Linked DNA regions of Homo sapiens: region 2 is linked to region 1. A link is a loop called in an ENCODE intact Hi-C map of the cell type or tissue named here. Cell type or tissue: sigmoid colon. All regions are shown on one strand. Links, peaks and the distances in the headings refer to the core of each region. The heading gives the core; the rest is flanking DNA.

Evidence for each region. A loop is a pair of places that touch in the nucleus more often than their neighbours do. Peaks named below come from ENCODE experiments on the same cell type or tissue, not always from the same donor. Only the 100,000 strongest peaks of a DNase experiment are listed, where the experiment ranks them.
Region 2: it touches region 1 in a loop (2.1-fold over the local background); 2 of 110 quality-filtered maps call a loop at or near these places.

What each region holds. Positions count from the first base shown.
Region 1 is chr17:65,708,726-65,717,205 of GRCh38, forward strand. The region is part of intron 23 of CEP112 (centrosomal protein 112); the gene reads right to left. Among named protein-coding and RNA genes, the nearest start is that of AXIN2, 150 kb to the left of the region's middle. In sigmoid colon, for the core only: no CTCF peak of the experiment used is centred there; a DNase peak (open chromatin) is centred at 3,726; H3K4me3 peaks cover 326 bases.
Region 2 is chr17:65,778,934-65,784,011 of GRCh38, forward strand. All of the region lies in intron 21 of CEP112 (centrosomal protein 112), which reads right to left. Among named protein-coding and RNA genes, the nearest start is that of AXIN2, 220 kb to the left of the region's middle. In sigmoid colon, for the core only: no CTCF peak of the experiment used is centred there; no DNase peak of the experiment used is centred there.

The DNA of each region.
Region 1 (8,480 bases), core at 2,706-5,205:
ACCGAAATTTAAATGGTTCTTAAGAGCAATTTAACGTAAGGCAAGACATATCTAAAGGATTCCAGAACACCGTTATTTGACCTATCATCAAGGTACTTTTACTTCCTGTTTGTCTTTGACCCAGGGACTTGAACCCCAGTGGGGTGGTCGTGGTGCCTGCCTCACACACCAATGTCCCTAATGATGACTAAGATTGGACTGGATGTGTAGGTGTCTCCTGGCCTCACCCTCCTACTTGTTATATTCTGTTCTCCTCTGGGAGTATCCCTCAACGTCTGTTTTATCCTATTTCCCCGGCTTCAGCTCTTTGTTGCAGGTCTCTGTGCATTTTTCTTGGCCTGCTGGATGAATACTCCTCTTCACTCTCATCTCCCTTCTGCAGATAAAGGTCAAAATAACAATAATCTCCCCTTTATAGGGAAATAAGCTGCCTGAACTCCAGGTTCTTGCAAGAGAGTAAAACATCAAATCTGCGGCCTAATTATAATAAAAAGATTACTTTAATTAACTAACATTAATAAAGATTTGCAATATATATGTTACAACAATTCTTAGATATTTGTATCAGTCTGGTTTCACACTGCTGATAAAGACATACCTGAGACTGGATAATTTATAAAGGAAAGAGGTTTAATTGACTCACAGTTCCACATGGCTGGGGCAGCCTCACAATCACGGCGGAAGAGCAAGGGACATCTTACATGGAGGCAGAAAAGAGAGAGAATGAGAGCCAAGTGAAAGGGGTTTCCCCTTATGAAACCATCGGATCTCGTGAGACTTATTCACTACCATGAGAACCGTATGGGGGAACTGCCCCCATGATTCAATTATCTCCCACTGGGTCCCTCCCACAACACGTGGGAATTATAGGAGCTACAATTCAAGATGAGATTTGGGCAGGGACACTGCAAAACCATATCAATATTCAAATTTTAATTCATGGATAAAACCATCATCTGGTTCCAGGTGGAAGCATGTGCTTTAGGTGTGTGCCATCAGTCCACATTGAGCGGCATTATACAAAATAGCTCTGAGAAACTTGATACTGCTTTTCCTTTAAGAATATTCTTAAGAACATCAGCTACATCTTACAGTTTTTCTTCCACTGATCTTTCTTTGCTCTGCAATGTCTTCTACATTGCTACCAATGATCTTTCCAAAACAAACCTGACTGAGATCCTCTGCTGAAAAATCATCAGTAGTTCTGCTCTATCTACAGAATAATTTCAGACCCCTAAGCATGGCATATATACTTGCTACTCAACGCCTGCTCTGAGAGCCAGCAGCGTTGTAGGATCTTGAGCCCTACCCCAGACTGACAGCATCAGAGCCTACATCTTAACAAAATTCCCAGGTGACCTGCAGGCACATTCAGGTGTGAGAAGCACTTATACAGTGCACCCTTCATGAGGGTCCTACAGCTGAAATTCCTCTCTGGTGTCAGTGCTAGGAAAAGCTGTGCTTCTCCTGAGCACTTGACTTGGTTTCTATTAAGGACACGGGCTACTGAAATTCGATTTCTTCTTGTCTTTAGCTGCTATGAAGCCCAGGCCAAACATGGAGCTCTCCTTATAGCAGCTTTATTGGACTTCATGGCAGGCATTTTGTTTATGAATTCTATTCTTGATTTCATATTATTTTCATATCTTTTTTTCTGTGATTTTCTTATTAATTTTTATCCTTTTGTACCATATGCATCTCTCTAAGTCACCTGAAATACTTTTAGGGATTTGGTGAGGTATGAGCCCATGATATTTGTATGCGTGTAAGACAGCAAGGAAGTAATAAAGTCAACAAATATTTCATTTCCTGGCCTTTCCTTGCCCTAAATGGTATGTTTAACACCAGTGCTAACTTCTCCCAATCCAACATGTCTGTGTGTGCAGAAGCCTCATGTCAGATACTTTCGTCACAAACCTAGAGGTATTTTCCATAGAAACCTCTTATGTAAGAGGAACTGAAGATATGAAGGCAAGAGAGCATTGGTGTTAAGGCTCGTGGCAGGCTGGATGTCACAGTGGGAGGTCTAGGTTTCTCTGTAGCTTAAGAAGTGCACTGGCCATCCAGGTCCCAGCTTACTCTGCGTCCCCGCTCTTTTCTAAATAAGGACTTTCTGCTGTTGGTCTTTTCTGTCATGAGCTGGGCTCCAAAGTGGCAACCTTCATTAAAAAGTGAAAACTGGGCGCTTCTGTCTAAAAACTAATTAATTCCTGTGGAGACATAAGACAAAACACAAACAGGTTCATGTAATGACAGTCAACTGCTTGTCATGGCATTCCTGGGTGAGACAGCATGGCTCGTTGGTGGCGACGAGTGGGTGGCGAACTGGAGCTTCACTTTCTCTCTAGCAGCGTGGCTGGAGGCAGGACATGTGACCTCTTTGAACCCATGTTTTCATCTATATCACAGCAAGACATTTGAGAGGTCATCTCCCAGCACTAAATTCAACTGTCATACGATCAATTGAGTTTCTAGTATTAGAGAGGTCATTAGTCTAGTGGTGAAACCTTCAAATGCATGGTAGAGTAATGAAGCATTCAAGGTTTCCAGTCTGGCTGCCTGAGTTGGAATCTCTGCTCCAACTCTTTGCTAGTCATGTGACTTTGGGCAAGTTATTTACATTTTTCTGGGCCTCAGTTTACTCATTTGTAAATAAAGGAATAATAACAGTACCTATCTCATATGGTGGACATGAGGATTATTACATAAAAACACAATGTTAGCACATATAAGAGCTCAATAGATGTTAGTTGCTATTTTATCACAACTGGGGAATAAGAAATGGGCAACCATATTTACCTATATGTTATATATCACACTTTTGTTAAGTTTTTGTGATTATTTTTCTTATGGAAACTCTATATTAGGGCCATCTAACTGTATACTGCTGACCAAGCTGGCACTCTCCAGCTTTTTAGAAATTCATCAAGATTTTATCAAATGCCTGAGTCAAAGCATTTGTGAAGTCAAAACATTTTTAACATAAATTTCCATTCCCTCTATCTCCCCCTGCTATAGTCACAAAAATGAACAAATGGCAATAAAGTACAAGAAGTGCAAGAGGGTTGGGAGCTCATTCACGATCTTCTGGTAGAGCAGACAGATTCCACTTTCTGTTTCAGGTACCACGTCCGTTACCAAACAACCACACGACTGAACACATAACTCCCCCGACACTTTGCCCATTACCAAAGTAGCATGTACTCACTGCATGCATTTTGGCAAAGTACAAGGGTAGAAACAAAGCAAAAATAAAACACCACTATCACTTTCCCCACAGCCAGAGGCACCTACTGCTCAGGTTAATTTGCATCACAGAGTCCATCGACTGCTGCGAGTGCTGCATGCCCAGCAGCCCTTCCCTGCTTGGTCAGAGGGCACTGCCACCCTCACACCAACATCTGAGAGTCAGCATGTTGAAAGGGAGACTTACCACCACCCTCTGTTCATTTAATGGATAGGTACTTGAATGCCCACTGTGCTCAACAAAATAATTTTTGAGATGCCATAAGTAAGGAAAATCAGAGTATGAAATTAATGGTCTGGCCGCCATGGGGCAATTATGATCATTTCTTCTGTAATTCATGGCTATGATATACAGAAGATGAATAGCGGAACAAAAAATAAACACCTCCTTATCCACTTCTTTTAGATCTCTAAGGAGACTGAAATATTCTGTATTTATATGTCAGGTGGAACGCTGCCTGGAGAAATGACGGCTAACATTGCTTATATCTCAGGCAGAAATAGTTTCAAGTACTTTTGATTTATGGCATATTAAAAATGCTTGCAGAAATAACATAAAACAGGACAGGGCTATTCGCGTCACTATCCTCATCATGTAGTTACCGCCCTCTTCTATCTGACTGGCAAAGCCCAGACAAACATATAATTTCTGCTGTGCTGTGGGGCTTCAAAAGGGCTTTGAGCAACAACAAAAAAAACCCTCTGCTTTTTTCACCAGCAAATGTAAATAGTGACCAAAATAGTACTAGAAAGTAAGTTGGGTTAGAACTGTCTGGGTCCTGCTCTAATTTTCACTTTTGATGAGGAGATGTGAACAAAGACTTTGCCCTCTGTGTAGGTGGGTGCTGTGGGCGATACTCAAAAGCAAGAACCAAGTAAGGCAGAGAGCTGTGCTTATCGGCAGTGCAGAACTATAATGAGGCTTGCATTCATGCCAAAAATCACCTTCGCCAAGCAAAATTGGCTAATGTTGGGTCAGGAAAGAGAAAACTGGACATAAAAAGTAAGAATGGCAGACATAAGGCACAAAATAATTGGAAAACACATTCAAAGTATAGCACACTGACAACTGAAACCACAGTATAATCACCATACATTGGTCATTCTCACTTTCCCTGCATACTGTTTCCATTGCTGTGCTTTACAGAAAGGTAGGTAGACAGTACATGGCAACTCAGGATTCTGGCAGCTTTATGGAAATGCATAATATGTGAGTAGGGTGTGTCTTTCTACCAGCTAGTGGTGGTCCGGGGGGTTACCAGGTAGGCAGACAATTAGAACCTGTGGAAATCATTAAAATTATTACGTAGCCTTCTGAAATTGCTGTTTTTATTCTGGGGAACAGCAAATCCAAATCTGCACAGGATACAAATTATATTAACTTTGGAAACAAAAACATAATAAAATCTAAATATAGCTAATGAAAACCTATACTGTCTAAAGAACAATTTAGAATTTATTTTAAGAGCTGTACCAAAGTGTTGTGCTACACATTGGTTCCTAGAAAACATACTCTTGTGAAGGCAAAATTCAAATATTTCACAAATAATAGTTCGTTTCAATCCCTCCATTTCTTTAACAGCTATTATTCCCTCTCACGTCAAGTCAATTGACTTTCTTTTTTTCTTTTTTTGAGATGGAGTCTCGCTCTGTCGCCCAGGATGGAGTGCAGTGGCACGATCTCAGCTCACTGCAAGCTCTGCCTGCTGGGTTCACACCATTCTCCTGCCTCAGCCTCCCAAGTAGCTGGGAATACAGGCACCAGCCACCACGCCTGGCTAATTTTTTTTGTATTTTTAGTAGAGACGGGGTTTCACCATGTTAGCCAGGATGGTCTCGATCTCCTGACCTCGTGATCCGCCCGCCTCGGCCTCCCAAAGTGCTGGGATTACAGGAGTGAGTCACCACGCCCAGCCGTCGATTGACTTTCCTTCTTCCATAAATTCATCTCCAAGGAGCTGAAGAACACCAAAGCCACCTCTTCTCTCTCGGTCTGGCCAGTCTTCATCTGTCAATTGGATTTTGTTTTCTTTTTTAGGCCACACTTTGAAAGGAGCCTTTGAATGTCAGTTCTCTAAGCCTTGAATATGCCCCTTGCCTAAATTATGCAAGTATCCTCTACCTTCCCCTCTTCAAAAAGGTTTGATGATTCCCAAGAGAATGTATCCCTTTGAGCTCCAAGCATCATCTCTCTCCTGTCACTCTCTTCCATACATAGGTAAACACACACACATATACATATACACGTGTGTATATGTGTATATATCTCTCTTCATGTACATATGTACATAAATCTTGCCCACAATGTAAAGATGTAACATATTTAGTTAATTCTGCTTGTTACATCTAATTTATTCTGGGCTGTGATAACCCAACTGATCAAAATGTGAAAAAGTCAACACTACATATTTTATGGATCTTATTAGTTTTGGATCCATATGAATATCAAAGTTTTTTTTTAATAATTATTAGCCATTTAAATGAAGATGAACATCTTTAATAGTATATATATCTGTCGGTTTACTCTTGTCACCTTACTGTCAGTTCAGAATGTGAGCCCAGACCTAGCATCGCTTTCCCCAGCTCCTAAAAATTACATGACTTTGCCGTCTTCATTCATTAGCCACCTGCGTACCTAGCCATACTATCAGTTCTTTCATTTTCTCTCCTAGCTTCACCTCCATTTTGGAAACCCATTCAACTACTCACAACAGTATTGTATTATTATTTGGAATTGATGCAAGTCTGAAAAATTAAGCAATCCCATATTCTGGTAAAAATAGCATTACCAAATATTTATATACAAGAAAATATTGGTATATTTAGGCAGAAAAAAATAGTCTACCCTAGATGATGTTTAGGGCACATGTAGGTACAATGGAGGATGAGGGGTAGGCAGGCTAGTGGAGCTGTTAGGCAGTGGGGAGCAGTTGAAAGCTTTTGAGTAGGGGAGCTGTATGAATAGACCTGAATGATGATACATGATTGACTTATTTGCAACGGTAATACTACAAGCAGCAGGTGGAGCAGAAGGAGCAAGGAGACCCAGGAAGAGTCCAGGGGAGAAGTAGTAAGTGTAAAGTGGATTAGGGTAATGGTAACAGAAAGGAAAAGAGTAATACAGAGCCAGGAAACAACTCATGTGATGTAGGAAGAGAGAAGGGAAAAAGTCAGCTGACACTCTCAGTCCAATTTAAGTCAGGAGTAATAAGGATGGAGGGGAAATATGCTGAGTTCTAGAGGCCAAAAGATCATCCACGCAGAGGTGTCTATTCAGTCTGGAACCTGAAGAGAAGCCAGGGTCAGGTGCTCAGTCGGGATTGTTCTGCAAGAGGAATTAGAGTTGAAATTGTAGGAGTGAGTGAGTTTGCTAAGAGAGAAAGAATAGAGAGAAAAACAACATAAAACTTTGGGGCAGAATTTATAGTTAGAGTCCCTGAAGAGAAAAGAAGAGGCAGCAAATGTATTAATAACCATAAAAGAAATTTTTTTTTTTTTAGACGGAGTCTTGCTCCGTCGCTCAGGCTGGAGTGCAGTGGTGTGATCTCGGCTCACTGCAAGCTCCACCTCCTGGGTTCATGCCATTCTCCTGCCTCAGTCTCCCGAGTAGCTGGGACTACAGGCTCCCGCCACCACGCCCGGCTAATTTTTCATATTTTTTAGTAGAGACTGGGTTTCACCATGTTAGCCAGGATGGTCTTGATCTCCCGACCTTGTGATCCACCCGCCTCGGCCTCCCAAAGTACTGAGATTACAGGCGTAAGCCACTGCGCCTGGCCAAGAAATTTTAAGTGTAGTGTAGAATCTGGGGAGTCAAGGGAGAAGAGGATTTCCAGGAGGTGGTTATCAGAGTTGAATGCCGATCAGGGGAGTTAGGGGGATTTGTGATGAACATTATCCTTACAATCATCACCCACATAACAATGATCACAAGAACAGCAACGACTACTACAGTACTACTGTTACTGTTGCTAATACTAAAAATATGTAGGAGGAAGTTGATTACTTCTAAGCATGTAGTTTTATTGGTTGATAGATGTAAATAAACAAATCAATTTCTTCATTCAACAAAAATGTACTGAGTACTTATACCAAACCGAGCACTGGATATAAAGCAAAGAATAAGAAACGAACGCATGGTAAAAGCAGAGAATATAGGCATAGCCCTACTCTTTTTCTTTCTTTGTTTTTTTTTTGTTTTTTGAGACAGAGCCTCGCTCTGTCGCCCAGGCTGGAGTACAGTGGCGCAATCTCGGCTCATTGCAACCTCCACCTCCCAGGTTCAAGCAATTCTTTTGCCTCAGCCTCTCGAGTAGCTGGGATTACAGGTGCCCGCCACCATGCCAGGCTAATTTTTTTTTGTATATTTAGTAGAGATGGGGTTTTACCATGTTGGTCAGTCTGGTCTCGAACGGCTGACCTCAAGTGATCCGCCCACCTTGGCCTCCCAAAGTGCTAGGATTACAGGCGTCAGCCACTGTGCCCAGCCAGCCCTATGCTTTTAAGAGTTCGATGGTTGAAAGAGACTGAGCGGGGAAGGTAGAGCGGGGCAGGGGAGGGACTACTTGGAGTCAAGTCAAAGTTTTAGGGAAAGACCTGAATCTGAAAAAGATTATTTAACCTTTATGTGTCTGAAATACTATATTGTGCGAATTGTACCGTGAGACTCATCCACCATTTATAATAATGTTTCTGTTGGAAAATGTGTTCAAAGTTTCCATCTGGGATACAAGGAACACATCCTTCCTTGCAATAGTCTTGGTAGCGTAATCAATTCAAAATGTGGGGATAATAATGAAAATGAGAAAAGGAACCAGGAGACTATGAGGAAAAAAAACAACTGAAGTGCATGATGCTGTAGAGGGGCATTTCAGGGACAAAGGGGTTCCAAGGCCCTTGCTAGGAACAGGCTGGGGCAAGAAAGTGACAGGAATGGAAGGCTGGGAGTCATGCTTTCCTGACTACAGGTCTGGATTCTAGAAATCATTTATTATTGCCATCCCCTTTAAATATGAAATTGCATTTAGAACCTTCAGAAGCCAGGAGTCTGTAAACAATGGTGCAAACAATTCAAACCCGAAGACATTCTCAGCTGCAATAAAATTTCTATTTACATGTTCCATTTTTTAAAATTCCTAGAAAAATGCTACTTTTATGACTGGGCTCTCATTGGGAAATATAATTTGCTCAGCTAAATAAATCTGTATATTTCAGGACATGTAACCACATCACAC
Region 2 (5,078 bases), core at 2,579-5,078, 70 kb after region 1:
AGCCTATAGTGAGCTATGATTGCACCACTATACTTCACCCTGGGTGACAGAGCAAGACCTTATCTCTTTAAAAAAAAAGGCATTTTTTTGTCTTGGTAAACAATTTGTTTTATATGCCATAAATAGTTTAAGGCATTTAAAAATAATTCAAATATTTAAAGAAAGTTGATGATAAAAAATAACCTTTTAAAGACATAATTTAATATCAATTCAAAGAAAAAACTCTCACATTGCAGTTATAACTTCCCCAAACATTGTACTAAACAATAAAATCTTACTAACTTAGTTGAAAACACAAAAGCTAATAATTGTTCCTAGCAAGTTACTATTAAGTAGTAGGCAGACTGTCATTTACAACACTTCTGATTATCACATTTCTAATTTGAAAGCCCCTTCTTGAAAAGAGTAATCGAGACAGGAGAGTGGTAGGAAGTGAGCAAACATTTGTGTACTATCTACTAAGTGTCAGGTATGAATAAGATTGTTCTTATTCTTGATGTTGTATCCTAAGACTTTTGAATCTTATCTTAAGTCAAGGACAAGTTCTCAGTTTGATGTCATCATCACAGGAAAGGGTACTTTAATTCAAGAATTCTTGTCCTTTTTCATCATTACATATAAATCCCAACTCAAGAAAATGGCAAACTAGTTTAAATAGCAAAACATCTGCAAATGTCACTGATCCATATTTAGTGACTCCTCAGTTTCAATTCGTTTCTAGAAAATTGACTGAATCATGTTAGATGGTTGCTTTACCCAGAAACAGAAGCTAATAATTAGGAACTACAAGTGCTCAGGTTTTTGTCACTGCCTATTCATTTTATAAGAATCCCATAGGAAAGCCACATACTTTATTAAAGAAGGAATAAACAAGACCGTTTTTGAGAAGTGTTGTAGTGTATGCTTATCAATACCCCTATTTACTAATACTTAACAAAAGCTCTTTTTCCTATACTGGACCTACTGAGTTTTCCATTAAACTCAGTACTGAGTTTCTCATTAAATACTGGACCTACTGAGTTTCTCATTAAATACTGATGAATCCATTCTAAGAAGAAATGCCCATATATTCCTGAATTTGGTCCTATTTCTGAATATGTCTATTGGTACTGGATACATTCCCTGTCCACACAGAGTTAGTAACTGTGGTCAGTTTTGTGGACTTTTATAATATTTATTTAATGGCAGTTAACCTAAGGAATAGCATGGGACAGTTGATTTTCTTCTCTCACTATAATTCAGGACTAATTTTCTCACCATTGCAACATATATTTACATGGCTAACACCCATAAATGATCACATAAGATTTACATGCATTTCCCCACCCTGCTCACTGAATAAGAAAGCAAACTGTGAAACAAGCTTATGGAAATAGTTAAAGAATTAAGATCTAATCATATTTCAAAGCTCACCCTCAGAGAAGCTCTCTGAAGCAAAGGCCGCAGAAACTGAAACTCATTTATTACTTGGGCTGAAATACAAACTTTAAGAGAATGAGGGAGAAAAAAACCTTTACTTTGCTCTAGGGAAGAAGCAACTATTCTCTGATGTGCAGAAAATAATTTATCCTCAAAGACCAAATGTAAATGGGGTCAATTAATTTTTTTTAAAATCTCTACCTTCTGTAATATTTTTCTAAGTCTTTGACACTGTTACACTTTATACTAAAATCTAATGTGTGATTTGACAAATGTCAAAGGAAACTGACTACTGTATTTAACAAATTTTAATAAGCATAATGTATACTTTAAATATACTTAACACAAAATTTACATGAGTGGCCATTCTGTGGTATAGTACTCTTAGGAAGCAGATAGAACACCTATGTCAAATTTTGACTTCAAAGATTTAAAAAATAGTGACATTGTTCAATGATCAAATGACATGAATCAGCCAAGTAATAAATTATTTGAATTATAAGCTTTGAATCTAGGCATTAGATGCCCCAATTTGGCATGCTCATAATGTCTTATTTTTTGTTTTTAAAATTTTTTACTTTTTGGTTCAATTGGGTAAGAAAAAAAGTAATGTATATTAATTGGAAAGTTTATAAAATATATTTGCACTAAGCTATGCTATGTCAGATTTGTAGACAGTTCAATATAAAACAGTGGTCTCAATACTTAACAAAAGCTCTATTTCCTATACTGGATTATTTTGAGTTTAGAATAGCTGCTGAAAGGACGTTCTTGAGATTTAAGCATTAGCTGTTTCTAATTTAAAATGACCTAGACTCAAGGATACAAAATCAATGTACAAAAATCAGTAGCATTTCTATACACCAATAACATCCAAGTTGAGAGCCAAATCAGGAATGCAATCTCATCTACGATAGCTACATACTCACAAAAATAGGAGGGGAAAGATCTCTGCGAGGAGAATTACAAACATTGCTAAAATAAATCATAGATGAAACAAACAAATGGAAAAACATTCTATGATCATGGATTGGAAGAATCAATATCATTAACATGGCCATACTGCCAAGGCATTTTACAATCTACAGATTCAATGCTATTCCTATCAATCTACCAATGTCATTTTTCACAGAATTGGAAAAAAAACTGTTATAAAATTCATATGGAACAAAAAAAAAAGCCCAAATAACCAAACCAATCCTAAGCAAAAAGAACAATGCTGGAGGGATCACATTACCTGGCTTCAAACTATACTATAAGGCTGTAGTAACCAAAACAGCATGGTACTGGTACAAAAACAGACACATCGATTCATGGAATGGAATAGAGAACACAGAAATAAAGATGCACATCTGCAGCCATCTAATCTTCAACAAAGTCAACCAAAATAAGCAATGGGGAAAGAACTCCGTATTCAAAAAATGGTGCTGGGATATAGATAGTGGGCTAGCCATATGCAGAAGAATGAAAATGGATCCCTTTTACCATATACAAAAATTAACTCAAGATAGATTAAAGACTTAAATGTAAGACCTCCATCTATAAGAATCCTAGAAGAAAACTCAGGAAACACCATTCTGGACCTTGGCCTTGGGAAATAATTTATGAATAAGTCTTCAAAAGCAATTGCAACAGAAACAAAAATTGACAAGTGGAACCTAATTAAACTAAAGATCTTCTGCACAGCAAAATAACTACCAACAGAGTAAACAGACACACTACAGAATAGGAGAAAATATTAGCAAACTATGCATCTGACAAAGGTCCATCCAGAATCTATAAGGAATTTAAACAACTCAAACAAAAAACAACCTCATAAAAAATGGGCAAAAGACATGACCAGACATTTCTCAAAAGAAGACATACAAGTGGCCAACAAACATATGAAAAAAAATGCCCCATATTACTAATCAGAGAAATCCACATCAAAACCACAATGAGATACCATCTCACACCAGTCAGAATGGCTATTACTAAAAAGTCAAAAAACATGTTGGTGAGGCTGCAGAGAAAAGAGAATGCTTATACACTGTTGGTGGGAATGGAAAGTAATTCAGACACTGTGGAAAGCAGTTTGGAGATTTCTCAAAGAACTAAAAATGGAACTACCATTTGACCCAGCAATCCCATTACTGGGTATACAACCAAAAGAAAGTAATTCATTCTACCAAAAAGACACATGTACATGAGTGCTCACTGCAGCACTATTCACAATAGCAAAACCATGGAATCAACCTAGGTGCCCATCAATGGTGTATTGCATAAAGAAAATGTGGTACATATATACCATGGAATACTATGCAGCCACAAAAAGGGCGAAATCATGTCCTTTGCAGCAACATGGATACAGCTGGAGGCCATTAGCCCAAGCAAATACCACATGTTCTCACTTATAAGTGGGAGCTAAACATTGGGTACTCATGGACATAAAGATGGCAACAATAGACACTGGGGACTACTAGAGGTGGGAGGGAGAAGAGGGTAGGGGTGGGAAAACTAACTGTTCAGTACTATGCTCAGTAACTGGGTGACAGGATCATTTGTACCATAGACTTCAGCATCACGCAATATACCCAGGTAACAAACCTGTACCTGTACCCACTGAATCTAAAATAAAAGTTGAAAAAAAAATAAAAATAAAATTGAAAAAGAAATATAAGACTATGCAAACTTTTAAGACAACATACATTATCTGCACTAAAAGTTTACTACTTTTCAAGAAAATATTTAAAAAAAAAGAATAATTCACATTTAAAAAATGGGTAAAGAACTTGAATAGGCATTTCTCAAAACAAGATACACAGAAGGCTAAAAGCACCTGAAAGTTATTTAACATCATTAGTCATTAAATAAATGCAAATCAAACACATTGAGGTACTGCTACATACCCAGTAGAATGGCAATAGTAATAATAATAATGATGATGATGAGAATAACAAGTGTTGATGAGAATGTGTCAAAATTTGAACTCTCCTAGATTGTTGACAAAAATGTAAAATGTTTCAGCTGTTGTAGAAAACAGTTTGGAAGTTTTTCAAAAAGTTAGGCATAGAATTCTTATGTGACCCAGCAATTACCACCCAGGTAAATACTCCAAAGAACTGAAAACAGGTACTCAAACAAATACTTGTACACAATTTATCATAACACTTCTATTCACAATAGCTAAAAGGTGGAAACAATTCAAATGTACATCAACCAATAAATGGATAAGAAAATTGTTGTATAAAAATAAATAAAATAAAATGACTTAGAGTGTATCTAGTTTTCCAGAATCATCTACATCAAGGCTGAATTACTTCGCCACTTCATTTTAATATAATATTCAAAATGTTTGAAAGCAATAAGTATGATGCCCATACAAAACATGTCTTATTTCCCCGTTCAGTTGACAAAAATAAGGTGTCCAGTTGGCTCTGTTGCTTTATAGTTGAATTTCCCATCACCCAGACCCTAAAATCTACTTCCACCATCTTTTTCATTACATAAAGTTCCTTTGATCGACTATTTCAACTGTTGCCAGGTGGTAAGCAGTAAAGCATGTGGTTAACAGCATGGGCTATGAAGTTAAACCAACCTGGGTGGTGTGACCATGGGCAAATCATTTAACTTTCCTGGGTATTATTTTATAACATGTAGATAAAGTGGACAATAAAGAT